Regions from separate parts of the Homo sapiens genome. Here region 1 is linked to region 2. A link is a contact called in ENCODE Hi-C data. All regions are on one chromosome and are shown on one strand. Each heading gives the region's core, a stretch centred on a gene start or an enhancer-like site at or near the end of the contact. The rest is flanking DNA. Distances are from core to core; before and after follow the strand shown. Region 1 holds the start of ITFG1-AS1 (ITFG1 antisense RNA 1). Region 2 has its middle 25 kb from the start of C16orf87.

Region 1 (6,192 bases), core at 3,375-5,874, 290 kb before region 2:
TTAGTAACTTTATTCTAAGAAATACACAGTCATATGTCACTTAATGACAGACATACATTCTAAGAAATGCATCATTGTGCAAACTTCATAGAGTGTCCTTACACAAACCTAGATGGTGTAGCCTATTACACACCTAGGCTCTACAGTTTATCGTATTATTCCTATGCTACAAACCTGTACAGCAAGTGACTGTACTGAATAGTGTAGGCAATTACTTCCTACACACAATGGTAAGTATTTGTATATCTAATGATATCTAAACATAGAAAAGGCACAGTAAAAATATGGTATTATAAGCTTATACAGTTGTGTATGTGGTCCATCATCCACCAAAAGGTCATTATGCAGCACATGACTAAAATTAGGGCATTTCTTAGTTTTTCACAATCAAAGGAAAGTAACTAATGACCAGAAATTTTCTTGACAATTTGAAATTTTCCTGGTAAAGATGAAATATTTTATATTAATAGGAAGCAATATTTCTTAAAAGCGTTCTTTAAAATTATGCTAACCAGAAATTTAGAAGTTTAGGGGACAGTGTTACTGAAAGAATTCTTTGACCCCCTGACAGCTCTTCTTCAATATCAATAACACAGGAATGATTGTGGCTCTTGCATTTTATGGGCTGAATTGTGTTTCCCGCAAATTCACATGTCGAAGCCCTATCCCTCTATATAACTTTTTGGAGACAGGGCCTTTAAGGAAATAGTTAAGGTTAAATGAGGTCAGAAGGGTTGGACCCTAATCCAATAGGACTGGTGTCCTTATTAGAAGAGGAAGAGACCAGGGGTGCACACAGAAAGAGTAAAAGGCCGCTGAAGACACAGTGAGAAGGTAACGGTCCGCAAGCCAGGAGAGAGGCCTCAGCAGAAACCAGCCTCCAGAACTGTGAGAAAATACATTTCTACACTATAAGCCACCCAGTCTATAGCTACACTGTAATTCTGCCATGGCAGCCTGAGCAGACTAACAGAATGCACTTTTTAAAAATTACAATTTTCCTCTCTTCCTTCCCTAAAAAAAACCCTACAGTTGTGTAATAAACACTGAAATCTTCATATACTGAGAACCCACCTGATTGTTTTTCACTAAATGTCACCATTGCTGTAGCCATATTTGCACCCTGTAAAGATCCATATTATATTTTACTACAAATAGTTTCTGCACATAAAAGTTTGGTTCTTTTTAAATTCCTCTACCTTCCTTAGTTATAATCTCTGTATTAGCTGGTTCAGCCTGCCACAACAAAATACCATAGACTGGGTAGCTGAAACAACAGACATACTTCCTCACAGTTCTGGAGGCTAAAGTCTCAGATCAAGGCAGGAGCCAATTCAGTTTCTGATGAGGATGCTCTTCCTGGCTTGCAGATGACTGCCTTCTTGCTGTGTCCTCACATGGCCTTTCCTGGTGCCTGTGCATGAAGAGACAGCAGGCTCTCTGATATCTCTTCCCATCAGGACACTATTTCTTTCAGATCAGGGACCCACCCATACGGCCTCATTTAACCTTAATTACTTCCCTCAAGGCCCTCCTCTTCAAATACAGCCACACTGTACGTTAGGGCTTCAACATATGAACTAGGAGGGGACACAGACAGTAAGTAACAATCTCCAAACGCAACAACCTGCTTTCCTCGGCTGTCATGTAATAAAATGTTAACACTCCCAAACAATAGCAAAACAGAGACACAACAAAAATCTGTTAAGTGTATAAATATTGACAATAAAATGCTTCCTTTTAAAAAATGGTTCATTCAGCCGGGCGTGGTGGCTCACACCTGTAATCCCAGCACTTTGGGAGGCCGAGGCAGGCAGATTACCTGAGGTCGGGAGTTCGAGATCAGCCTGACCAACATGGTGAAACCCCGTTTCTACTAAAAATACAAAAAAAAAAAATTAGCCGGGCATAATGGCAGGCGCCTGTAATCCCAGCTACAAGGGAGGCTGAGGCAGGAGAATCGCTTGAACCTGGGAGGCGGAGGTTGCAGTGAGCCATTGCACTCCAGCCTGGGTGACAGAGTGAGACTCCGTCTCAAAAAAAAAAACAAGGTTCATTCTAGTAACAAGTAAATGCCATGCAATACCATTCAAGTACTACATGGGACTTGGTCAGAGAAAACCCAGTTCAAACTATAGGAATGATTGTGAGGAGTTGGAGAGCCTGAATGGATGCCTGGGAGACTGGCAGGATGCAAGGAAAGCCGAGCCCTCAGTCACCTGGAAACTGCCAGGTAATCTGGGAACAGACTGGGTGCTACTGGGTGATCTTCCAGGAAAATAATAATTCAAATACAGAACCCAAGTGAGAGATATGAAAACGCTTCCCTTTTGATTTGGCTAACATATGGCCACACAGTAGTCTCAGCTATGATCTGTGCTTTCCTACATTCCTCGAAAAATCGACTGCAGACGATTCCACCAGCACATCTAAAAAAGATAGGTGTCTTAAAAGGGAGCCACAAAATGAACATTCCCAATTGGAATCTACTCCCAAGCCAACATTCTAGAGGAAAAAAGATTTTTTAGGTTTAATCAAAATAATACAAGTAAGAGCTTCTAAAGTAAACGTAGAAGTATTACAGATCTACTTTTGGAATTCTTGTGGTTGCTCTAATCTCTCCCCTTTTATTACAACCTCAACTGCCAGATGAAATCTTCCCAGAACTCCATTACTGCACTATTAAAAGTAATCATTTACCTAACTAGCATTTGAGCACCTATCTCCATAATCAAAGCCCACCATGTCCAACCTCTTTATACCAAACACAACACTTGCCCCACGTTCCAGGCTCATCCTGCTCCCTGCCTGCTGAGCTCTTCTTCTGCCTCCTCTCCTCTCGCCACCCCAAGCATTTCCATGGTTTGTGTGTCACCTCCTTCAGGAAGTCTTCTCTGATGACATGACACGCAGATTTTTCCTTCAGTCAACAACTTCACATTAAGAAACTATTATGTTAATTTGAGAGCCCCTTCCTCTCAAATTTTTTTGGTTCACTGTTGTCTGTAACCTATACTTAATATTGTCTTCTTACTCTCCTATTCTACTAATATGCTACATCATTATTATTATTTGAGACGGAGTCTCGCTGTTGCCCAAGCTGGAGTGCAGTTCAAGCGATTCTCCTGCCTCAGCCTCCCTAGTAGCTGGGACTACAGGCGCGTGCCACCACGCCCAGCTAATTTTTGTATTTTTAGTAGAGATGGGGTTTCACCATGTCGGCCAGGCTGGTCTTAAACCTCTGACCTCGGGTGACCCGCCTGCCTCAGCCTCCCAAAGTTCTGGGATTACATGCGTGAGCCACCTTTTCATATCCGTGGGAAAAAGTTCTTAAATGTTTTATTTCCTAATTGGTTCTCGTGTGCGATCTTAACTGTAGTAGGTGGTTACCTTTAGGAACCCAAACTTACCCATCTTTTATGCCCCCATTCACAGCACATGGCAAAGGGTGAAACACCTCGATATTAATTGGTGTTAAGTATGTTTTTCCTTTGTAAATCTCATGAATTATTTATGCTTTTGTACCTTTCTTGAAGGAATACAAAGTGAGAGAGAAGAGCTTAACACCTGAAAAATGTTTCAGTTGCCTGACATTGTCTTTAGCTACAATTGGTTAGACAAACGTTTACAGAGTTCCTACTACACGCAGAGACAGGCATAAATATTCTATTATGGTAAGGCCTTGATCACGGTTGTTATCTCCAGCACCAATCATTGTCTTCTGCACATAATTAACACCCAATACGTATGTGTGGAGTGAAAAAAATGAATGCAGTCGGCCTGCCTGCAAGCAGCTGATATTTTAATGGTGTGAGGGTGAGGGAGATATAAAGGATGAACAAATAAATAAATGAGGAAGGTCATATCAGTGTGATAACCGCTGTGGAGAAAATAAAGCAGGATCATGAATACCACCAACAGCCAGGCAGTTGTTGGCAGACCTGGAGACTCCCATCAGCTGGCGAAGCTGCCCAGCGTAGTGGTTAGCTGCTAGGAGGGCAGCCCCGGGGGAGGTGCACAGCCCTGCCGCTCATTCGCTACGCGGCTCTGGACGAAGGGCTTCACCTCTCTGGCCTCGACTTTCCAATCCCCTAAAACCTACTTCATGAGGGGGAGTCTGAGGAGTTGGTACTAAAGTGCCTGTCAACCTGGCGGGCGCTAGGGAAACGCCGGCAGCGCCGCGGGTCGGGAACTCACCGGCGCGAAGGGCACGGAGAGCCTCGGGCTCCCTCTGCCGATGTCCGCGCTTCCCTGCCCAGGGTCGAGCAAGGCTGAGCTGGGCAAAGTTTTGACCTTGAATGGAGGTCTGGGGGACTAGGGACCGGCGCCCCTCTCTGTCTGCTAGGGCTGGCGGAGACCCGGCAGGCCGGCGAGGGTGCGGGGCCGAGGTGGGCGGCGCTTCCCGGGCGCCTCCGTCAGACGGGAGGCATCGAGGGCTCGGCCAGCTGCCCCGGGCGCCCTGCGCGGCGGCTGGGCACGGGCCGGTCACTGCCCCGGCGCCGGCCTCTCGGACGAGGCCGCCGCGCAGCCACGGCGAGAGGCACCCTCACTACCCCCGCGCCCAGCCGGCTCCCAGCCCTAACGGCAGCCGGCGGGGAGCGACGCCGTCCCACGGCGCGAGGCCGCGGCGGGCGCGCGAGGCGCGGCGCGGGGCGGGGCGGGGCGGGCACATGCGCACAGGCGGCGCAGCCGGCACGCGGCGCTCGCGCTCCCTCCTTAAATGAGCCTGGGCGCCCCGCGCCCGCCACTTCAGTGGATCCCGCGCCGGGGCCGCGGGCGGAGCTGCCTGCCGGTCCCGCGCCGCGCGTCCGCACTCCTCGGCCCTCGGGCGGTCGATGGGACGGGGCGCCGCGGAGCAGGAGGCGGCGCCCGTCGGGGTGCTCGGGCCGCGCGGGAGCCCACTGTGGGGCTCGGGCATGGCGGGCCGCAGGACCTGAGCTCTCCTCAGGGGAGCGGGGAGGCAGCTGCTGGCCGGCGATGGGGACGGAGTGGGGCCGTCGCCGCCGCGCCGAGCCGTGAGCGCCGAGCCACCGCCGCCGCTACCTCAGCCCTTCGCGAAGCGCCGGGCAGCTCGGGAACATGGCCCTGGAGCGGCTCTGCTCGGTCCTCAAAGGTAAGGACCGGGGCTGGGGCCACGGACGGCGCCCCCTGCGGGCCGAGGCTGGCGCGCCGCCCTGCCCGCGCCTCTGCGTCCCTTACCCGCGCCCGGGACCCGACGCGCCTCTTTGTCTGGCGGGGCTCGCGGCTACTCGGAGCGGACCGCGGGGCGCGAGCCCTGCCCGGCTCCGCCGGCTCTCCGGGCGCGCCGCTTCCGACCCCTGCGAGTCCGGCCGACGTTCGCGGGGCGCGTGTGGGAAGAGGGATCGGGTCGGGAAGGCGGCCAGGAGGCCCCTGGGCCCAGCAGGGCCCTCCGGGCTGCGCCCTCGCGCCGCTTCCGTAGAATTCCGCGCATCCCTTTGCAAAGTTGTGAGATTCCTGTCGTGGAGCGGAGGCCGCTCTTTCTCCAGATGTGATGGCAAAAAGTAATTCCACGAGAACAATAAAAGCCGCGGCCGTGACGTCGTGCAGTGGTTTTCGAATAGCCCCGCGGCGCCTGCACCTCGCGGCGGGGAACGGGGCCTGCTGGGCCAGCCGGGTCCCACCTGCTGCGGCCACGGAGGCTGCGGCACCACTGCGGGCTCCGGGGGCGGCGCGCGGGCGCCGCGGACCCGGCTTGTCCCGGCCCCCGGGGAGCGCTGCTGCTCGGGTGCTTCCCGGGACGCGGCGCTCCTCGCGCTCCGCCAGAGGTCTCAGAATTCCCCGCCGCTGGTGTTCGGTTCTTACTAATTTGTTGTACTGGGAATTAAAACAGTTGGCTTGTCCAGAGCACAGAGCTCTAAAACCTACTCCACCGGCTTTGCATTTCCCAGGAGGTGGTAATTTAGATGAAAATTTATATACATAGATAATTAGGATTGGGATACAAAGTTGCTCCTGAAACTCGGACTGAATAAATCGTCTTTTCAATTTCCAGAGGGAAAACAGCACCACCACTCAGTAAAGGACTTCCCTTTTTCCCCCTGCTGATTTAAATTGAAAGCTGACGTGTTTGTAATGTCGTAACATGTTCTTTTTTTAAAAATTTCGAGGGTACGGCTGAGGCATTATTAACGGTGTTATGTATAACTCAGCACTGTATCTTAATATTTGTAG
Region 2 (6,333 bases), core at 718-3,217:
ATTTTTTTTTTTTTTAAGGGAGAGTGTCGTTCTTTCGCCCAGGCTGGAGTGCAGTGGCGCGATCTCAGCTCACTGCAACCTCCATCTCCCAGTTCAAGCGATTCTCCTGCCTCAGCCTCCTGAGTAGCTGGGATTACAGGCACCCACCACCGCACCCAGCTAATTTTTGTATTTTTTAGTAGAGATGGGGTTTTGCCATGTTGGCCAGGCTGGTCTTGAACTCCTGACCTCAAGTGATATGCCCACCTTGGCCTCCCGAAGTGCTGGGATTACAGGCATAAGCCACCGCTTCTAGCCCCCGCCTCAATTTTTTAAAAAATTGAATTAACGACAATAACAAAAAGAGGCAGCATGTCACAGTGGTTGAAAGTGTGTACTGCGGTGCCAAGAGGCAGCATGTCACAGTGGTTGAGGGTGTGTACTGTGGTGCCAAACCACCTTGGTTCTAACAATGGCTTTACCATTTAGGGTATGTGACCTTGGGTAAGTTACCAATCTCTGTGCCTCAGTTTCCTCACCTGTACAATGGGAGATAATGGCCTCACCTTCATAAAATTATTGACATAAAATTGATTTAATATATATAAAATACTTAGAACTCTGACTGGCATGCAACAAGATCTAGATATCTTTGCCATTATTGAGATTTCATGATCCTTAGGAGAGAATAGGGGAAATTCCTAATGCAGCAAGTTTTCAACAAAGGGCAGTGTTCCTTTGGCCTAGGACAGTGATGCTGTGGCTTGAAGTGACTCCTTTCATCAGTTTACCCATCTTAGTCTGCAATGAGCAACTTCCAGATATCACCCCTTTGCATGTGTTGGAGCTCAGAAAATGATACCCCAAGACGAAGGCTGCAGAAGCAGCCTCAGAGGCTAAAGGTTTTCACTGACCTTCTGCCCTCCTGTCTTTTAGGCCCATTCTCCCCAGGAACTAGTTATAGAAACTAGAATCCCTCTTCCTCAAGGCAGATCATAGACACCAAAACCCTTTTTCCCCCAAGCCAGCCATAAAACCTAAAAATATTCTGTGAAAAAACTGGCCTACCCTGTTTGACTGTAGGTCATAAGATCCCTATTGGAAAGAGGATCCTGCCCCATACCTAGAGGGAAGGAATGCTGCTTGGAGAGGCCAAGAAGAATCCAGACCGACAGATCTTGCTGGGTTTCCCCACTCTGTCTATTAGCGAGCGTTAGCGCAGACCCTTTTTGCCCAATCCTATTTCTACATGGCTGTCCAGACTTTGTCGAATCTAAGCGCAAAAATGGACAACTTCCCCTGCATCTTTGGGTCTTCATTTGGAAGTCTCCTGTGTATACATGTCATGCTTCTTCTCCAATTAACCTACCTTTTGTGAGCTGATTTTTCAGTGAACCTTCCAAGGGTGAAGTAAAAGTCTCCTTGGCCCCCACACACACTGGGGTGTAGTTTGCTTTGAGGCTGGTCTGGGGGTGAGGGCATGGCTGTTGTGGTTTGCCTTGAGGCTGGTCTGGGGGTGAGGGCATAGCTGTTGAATACCATTAAGGGCATTTCACTGTGAGGTTTGATTCACATTGTTCTAGAACTTTAGACTGATTCACAATTTCGCTGCCAGCCGGTGCAGCAGCAACTGCTTCCATCTGTGACGTCGTGCACTGATTTATAAACCATTTATAGCTCTCCTCCCCACTTGACACAGCTGCTCCACAAATGGCTCAGGATTGCAACTAGAGGGGAAATTGGGGACTGCACTTGAACTTTCTCTATAATGAAGTGTAAATTGTCCTTTTGAAAAGTGCTTTCTTCATAAATCCCAGGCCTCAAATGTGGCAATTAAGAGAAGCCTTAAAAGCAAAAGAGGCTTCTGTTCCAGGTCTTTTCAAACCCTAAATGTCAAATTCTCTGTGCCTGTGTCCTGGCCTGGCATCTTATTTCCCTCAACACCCTCCTCCCATCTCTTTCTTAGTAACAATCTCAGATCCTGGCAGCGAATGGCATGCGAAACTGGGAACATTTTTCTTCTACACAGACAGGGTTATATAAATCTTCCTGTTTTAAAGTGATTTCTTTTACCCTTTATTTCTTTTGTGTGCCTTTAGGAGTCTGCTTGAATTCTTAATGGGCTAGATCCCTGGCTGGCTTGTTCTCTGCTTAAAGCAAACCATATCGATGCCAATTACTTTTATCCAGGCATTTGCATGTTTACTAAGGTCCTACTACCAGGCACTGATATCATCAGAGACTGTCTCCATATTCTTTGTATCCAGTCTTTTTTTTTTTTTTTGAGACGGAGTCTCGCTCTGTCTCCCAGGCTGGAGCGCAGTGGCACGATCTCGGCTCACTGCAACCTCCGCCTCCCAGGTTCAAGCAATTCTCCTGCCTCAGCCTCCTGAGAGTAGCTGGGACTACAGGCGCCGGCCACCATGCACGGCTAATTTTTGTATTTTTAATAGAGACGGGGTTTCACCATATTGGTCAGGCTGGTCTCGAACTCCCGACTTCAGGTTATCCACCCGCTTCAGCCTCCCAAAGTGCTGGGATTACAGGCGTGAGCCACCGCGCCCAGCTATGTATCCAGTCTTTTTCCACAAACATTCTACTTTTGGCCGGGCGCAGTGGCTCACGTCTGTAATCCCAGCACTTTGGGAGGCCGAGGTGGGCGGATCACAAGGTCAGGAGTTCGAGACCAGCCTGGCCAACATAGTGAAACCCTGTCTCTACTAAAAATACAAAAATTAGCCAGGTGTGGTGTCGTGCGCCTGTAGTCCCAGCTACTCAGGAGGCTGAGGCAGGAGAATCACTTGAACCTGGGAGGTGGAGGTTGCAGTGAGCCGAGATCGTGCCATTGTGCTCCAGCCTGGGTGACAGAGTGAGACTCTATCTTAAAAAAAAAAAAAAAAGAAAAGAAAAGAAGAAAAAAAAAACTACTTTTGATAAATCTCCTTTCTGTTGTTGTTACTGTTGTTTTTTTAGGCAGGGCCTCACTCTGTCACCAGGCTGAAGTGCAGCCATGTGATCATAGCTCACTGCAGCCTCAAACTCTTAGGCTCAAGTAGTCCTCCTGCTTCAGCCTTTGAAGTAGCTGGGACTACAGGCACATGCCAACATGTCCAGCTAATTAAAAAAAAAATTTAAAGAGATGGGGTCTTGCTGTGTTGCCCAGGCTGGTCTCAATCTCCTGGCCTCAAGGAATGCTCACACCTCAGCCTCCCAAAGTGCTGGGATTACAGGTGTGAGCCACCAAGCCCAGTCTGCCCCTTTATTTTCTACTGTTTTAAAAAAGGCATTGGCTTATCTAAAGGACCTAGTTCCTAGATAGTTACTTCCTGTTCTAGAGAGTTAATACAATGAGACTAAGGTCATCAAGTCCCACCAGAATACATCAGGCTATGTTACATGTCCATGTTTTCGAATACGCTTCAGAGGGAATCTTCTTCCTCTCCTTCATCTCTCTAATGCCTTCTCATTTTTCTAAAGTTAGGCCAATGTCATGACTCTGCTGGGAAACACTGTTGGAGCCCTCTGATTTTGATATTCCTTCCCCAGGCTCCCTTGAGTTCACCATTCTTGGAGAAAGCATTGCAACTGGACAGTGATCATTGATTTACTAGTCTGCCTCCATCATTAAGGTAGAGGCCAGAAAGGGACTATGTCAGATTGAACTTATTTTCCTCAGTTTCTAATAGACAATTATCAAATGAATGAACAAATGTACATTTCCTGAATACCCTCTATGTGCCAGTTACTGTATGAGGGTCTGGGGACACCAAGACCTTGTCCCTTTGAAGTTTATGGTCTAGTGGAAAGTTACACACTAGGTTAATAATCACACATATCACAATATTATCTTGAACTGATAAAGGGAAAAAACAGAATGCTTTGAAGGAAAAAAACAGAATGTTAGGAGACTGTCTGATAGGAGCGCCCAGAGATTGGATAAGCAGGACTTTTATCTGGGAAGAAGGGAGAGGGAGGGCTGGAAGTGCTTTCAGGACGTCCTGAAGTGTACCGAATGAGTAAACTGATGAAAGTGAGTGGGAGGGGGATGGAAACTCGCTCTCTGGTCATCGTGGGCATCGATGAATTGGTTTGTCTTGTGTCTTCTCCAGGTGGCAGGACCCTGATTTTTGGAGGATCCAAGCCTCCCTCATTCTCATCCTGACCTACCCCTCTTTCTAATAATGGGCACTTGACCTAGCCAAATTGAGTATGTCATCTACCAGGGCTCCTCCCATGTGATTAATTTAGGAATGAGTTTGAATTTAAGTCAAGTCTGGGATTCTTGGCATAACTAGGAAGAAAGACCTGCATTTCTTTCAGCACTTTGGATATTGTGCTTGAAAGAGAAGGGTAGAGATAGATGAAGACAAATTGATTTCTGATTTTTTTTGAGCACCTGGATCCAGCCATACCTGAAACTCGTGTGGCTACAGTTGTGTCTAAATTAACACACCTATGACTTTTAAAGCTATTAACTAGGCTGGGTGAAGTAGCTCATGCCTGTAATCCCAGCACTTTGTGAGGCTGAGGTCAGAGGATTGCTTGAGCCCAGGAGTTTCCAGCCTAGGCAACATAGGAAGACCTCGTCTCTACCAAAAACAAAAAACAAAAAACAAAAACAAAAACAAAACAAAACAAAACAAAACAAAAACATGGTGAGCACCTGTAGTCCCAGCTACTCAGGAGGCTGATGTGGGAGGATTACTTGAGCCTAGGAAGTTGAGGCTGCAGTGAGCCATGATAGTACCACTGCACTCTAGCCTGGATGTCTCAAAAAAAAAAAAAAAGCTATTAACTAAATAACTATCCCATCTTTTTATATGGCTTAGGCTAGTTTGCACAGGGCTTCAGGTACTTGCAAGACCAATGGCACTCATTTGCTAAGTCCAAAGAGGGTAAGGGAGGCCAGCTAAAGCGATTATGGAGGTCATCCAGCCAGGGAGAGCCCAAACACAGCAATCTTTCCTGCACCAGGAGAGTTCCCCCTAAGTGTCTGTATTCTGGTCTTCTCCTCAGAGACCCTGACCCTTGGGTTTCCATTTGTTTGAGTGTCTAGCAACAGGTGCACTGAGGGAGGGTGGTTGGAGAGAGATACCAATAGGAACCTTCCCAGGCCCTGACAGGGCAGGGAGTTCCAGGTACCCAAAGTGCTGGAAAATCACGAACTGCCTCTGCATTGGAGGAATGTGGACTAACCCTGATTTGAGAGTGGAGAGCCAGCAGGAGAGCTGGCTTTTGCTGGACTGCAAATGGTGAACCTGCTGGGCCAGGCAAGCTGGAATTGTTAATGGGCCTCAGTGAGCAACAACACCAGTGGGTCACAGCTGCCATCTAGCGCCGGATGCCGGCTTTTGCAAATTGTTTACTGGCTGTTTCCAGCTGAAAGGCCTTTCTGAGGGCCAATCTGGGGGGAAATGGGTAGGTCAGTACCTCTACCTTCATATTCAGGAAGAACCTTCAAATCAGACTTTCAGTATTATCTCTAAATCAGATTATTATACATATAGTCCCAGAGCCAAATTGACTAGATGACAAAAATGGGCAATCATTGCACAACATTAATTTCTGTTTCATTCCAAATCTCTAGAGTGTTATGATAGATTGATTAGATAGATAGATAGACAGACAGACATTTAAGGGCAGGCATGGTGGCTCATGTCTGTAATCCCAGCACCTTGGGGGCTGAGACCCGGAGATCACTTGAGTCCAGGAGTTTGAGGCCAGCCTGGGCAATATAGCAAGCTCGTCTCTACAAAAGATGGTGGTGCATCCCTGTGGTCCCAGCTACTCGTGAGGCTGAGTTGCTTGAACCCTGGAGTTTGAGGCTGCAGTGAGCTATGATAGCACCACTGCACACTCCAGCCTGGGCCACAGAGTGAGACCTGTCTCTTTAAAAAAAAAAAAAGATGGATTTTTTTAAAAGATGGATAGATGGATATTTTAAAAATAAATCCTGTAATGGTCCTATTTATGATTCAGGTTTCTGGCAGAAAATAGGCAGGTAGTGTAACTGCCCAGTGGGTTCACCTTTCCCACTGCCTAGACCTGCCTAGACAGGGGAATTGCAATGGAGAAAGAGTAATTCATGCAGAACCGGCTGTGCAGGGGACTGAAGTTTTATGATTACTCAAATCAGAGCATTCAGGGATCGAAGTTTTTGAAGATAATTTGGGAGATAGGGGCTTGGGAAGTGGGGAGTGCTGATGGTTGAGGTTGGAGATAGAATCGCAGGGGGTCGAAGTGAGGTTTTCTTTCTGTCTTCTGTTCCTGGGTGGGATGGCAGAACTGGTTGAGCCAGATTACGGGTCTTGGTGGTGTCAGCTGATCCATCAAGTGCAGGGTCTGCAAAATATC

The links. Hi-C counts contacts between places; a loop is a spot of excess contacts on that map. Pooled maps may share reads with other maps.
Region 1: a loop to region 2 is called in a map of mammary epithelial cell, with 12 times the contacts of the local background. The contact joins the promoter of ITFG1-AS1 here to the enhancer-like site in region 2. A Hi-C loop is called at or near these places in 4 of 168 maps with a recorded cell type or tissue (Caco-2, IMR-90, chondrocyte and 1 more), 18 of 37 single-sample maps with no recorded cell type and 13 of 50 pooled maps.

Annotation. Positions count from the first base shown.
Region 1 is chr16:47,142,500-47,148,691 of GRCh38, reverse strand. ITFG1-AS1 (ITFG1 antisense RNA 1) reads right to left here and starts at 4,624. Exons shown (of 4, transcript NR_110904.1): 1 at 4,198-4,624. NETO2 (neuropilin and tolloid like 2) reads left to right here and starts at 4,747. Exons shown (of 9, transcript NM_018092.5): 1 at 4,747-5,113. The coding sequence starts at 5,080. RefSeq lists silencers at 4,217-4,546, 4,607-5,446, 5,617-5,766.
Region 2 is chr16:46,853,099-46,859,431 of GRCh38, reverse strand. No RefSeq gene overlaps it. Among named protein-coding and RNA genes, the nearest start is that of C16orf87, 25 kb to the right of the region's middle. Within about 2 kb of position 1,967, at least 4 of the 41 ENCODE cell types and tissues checked have a DNase peak (open chromatin) inside an H3K27ac peak, as active enhancers do.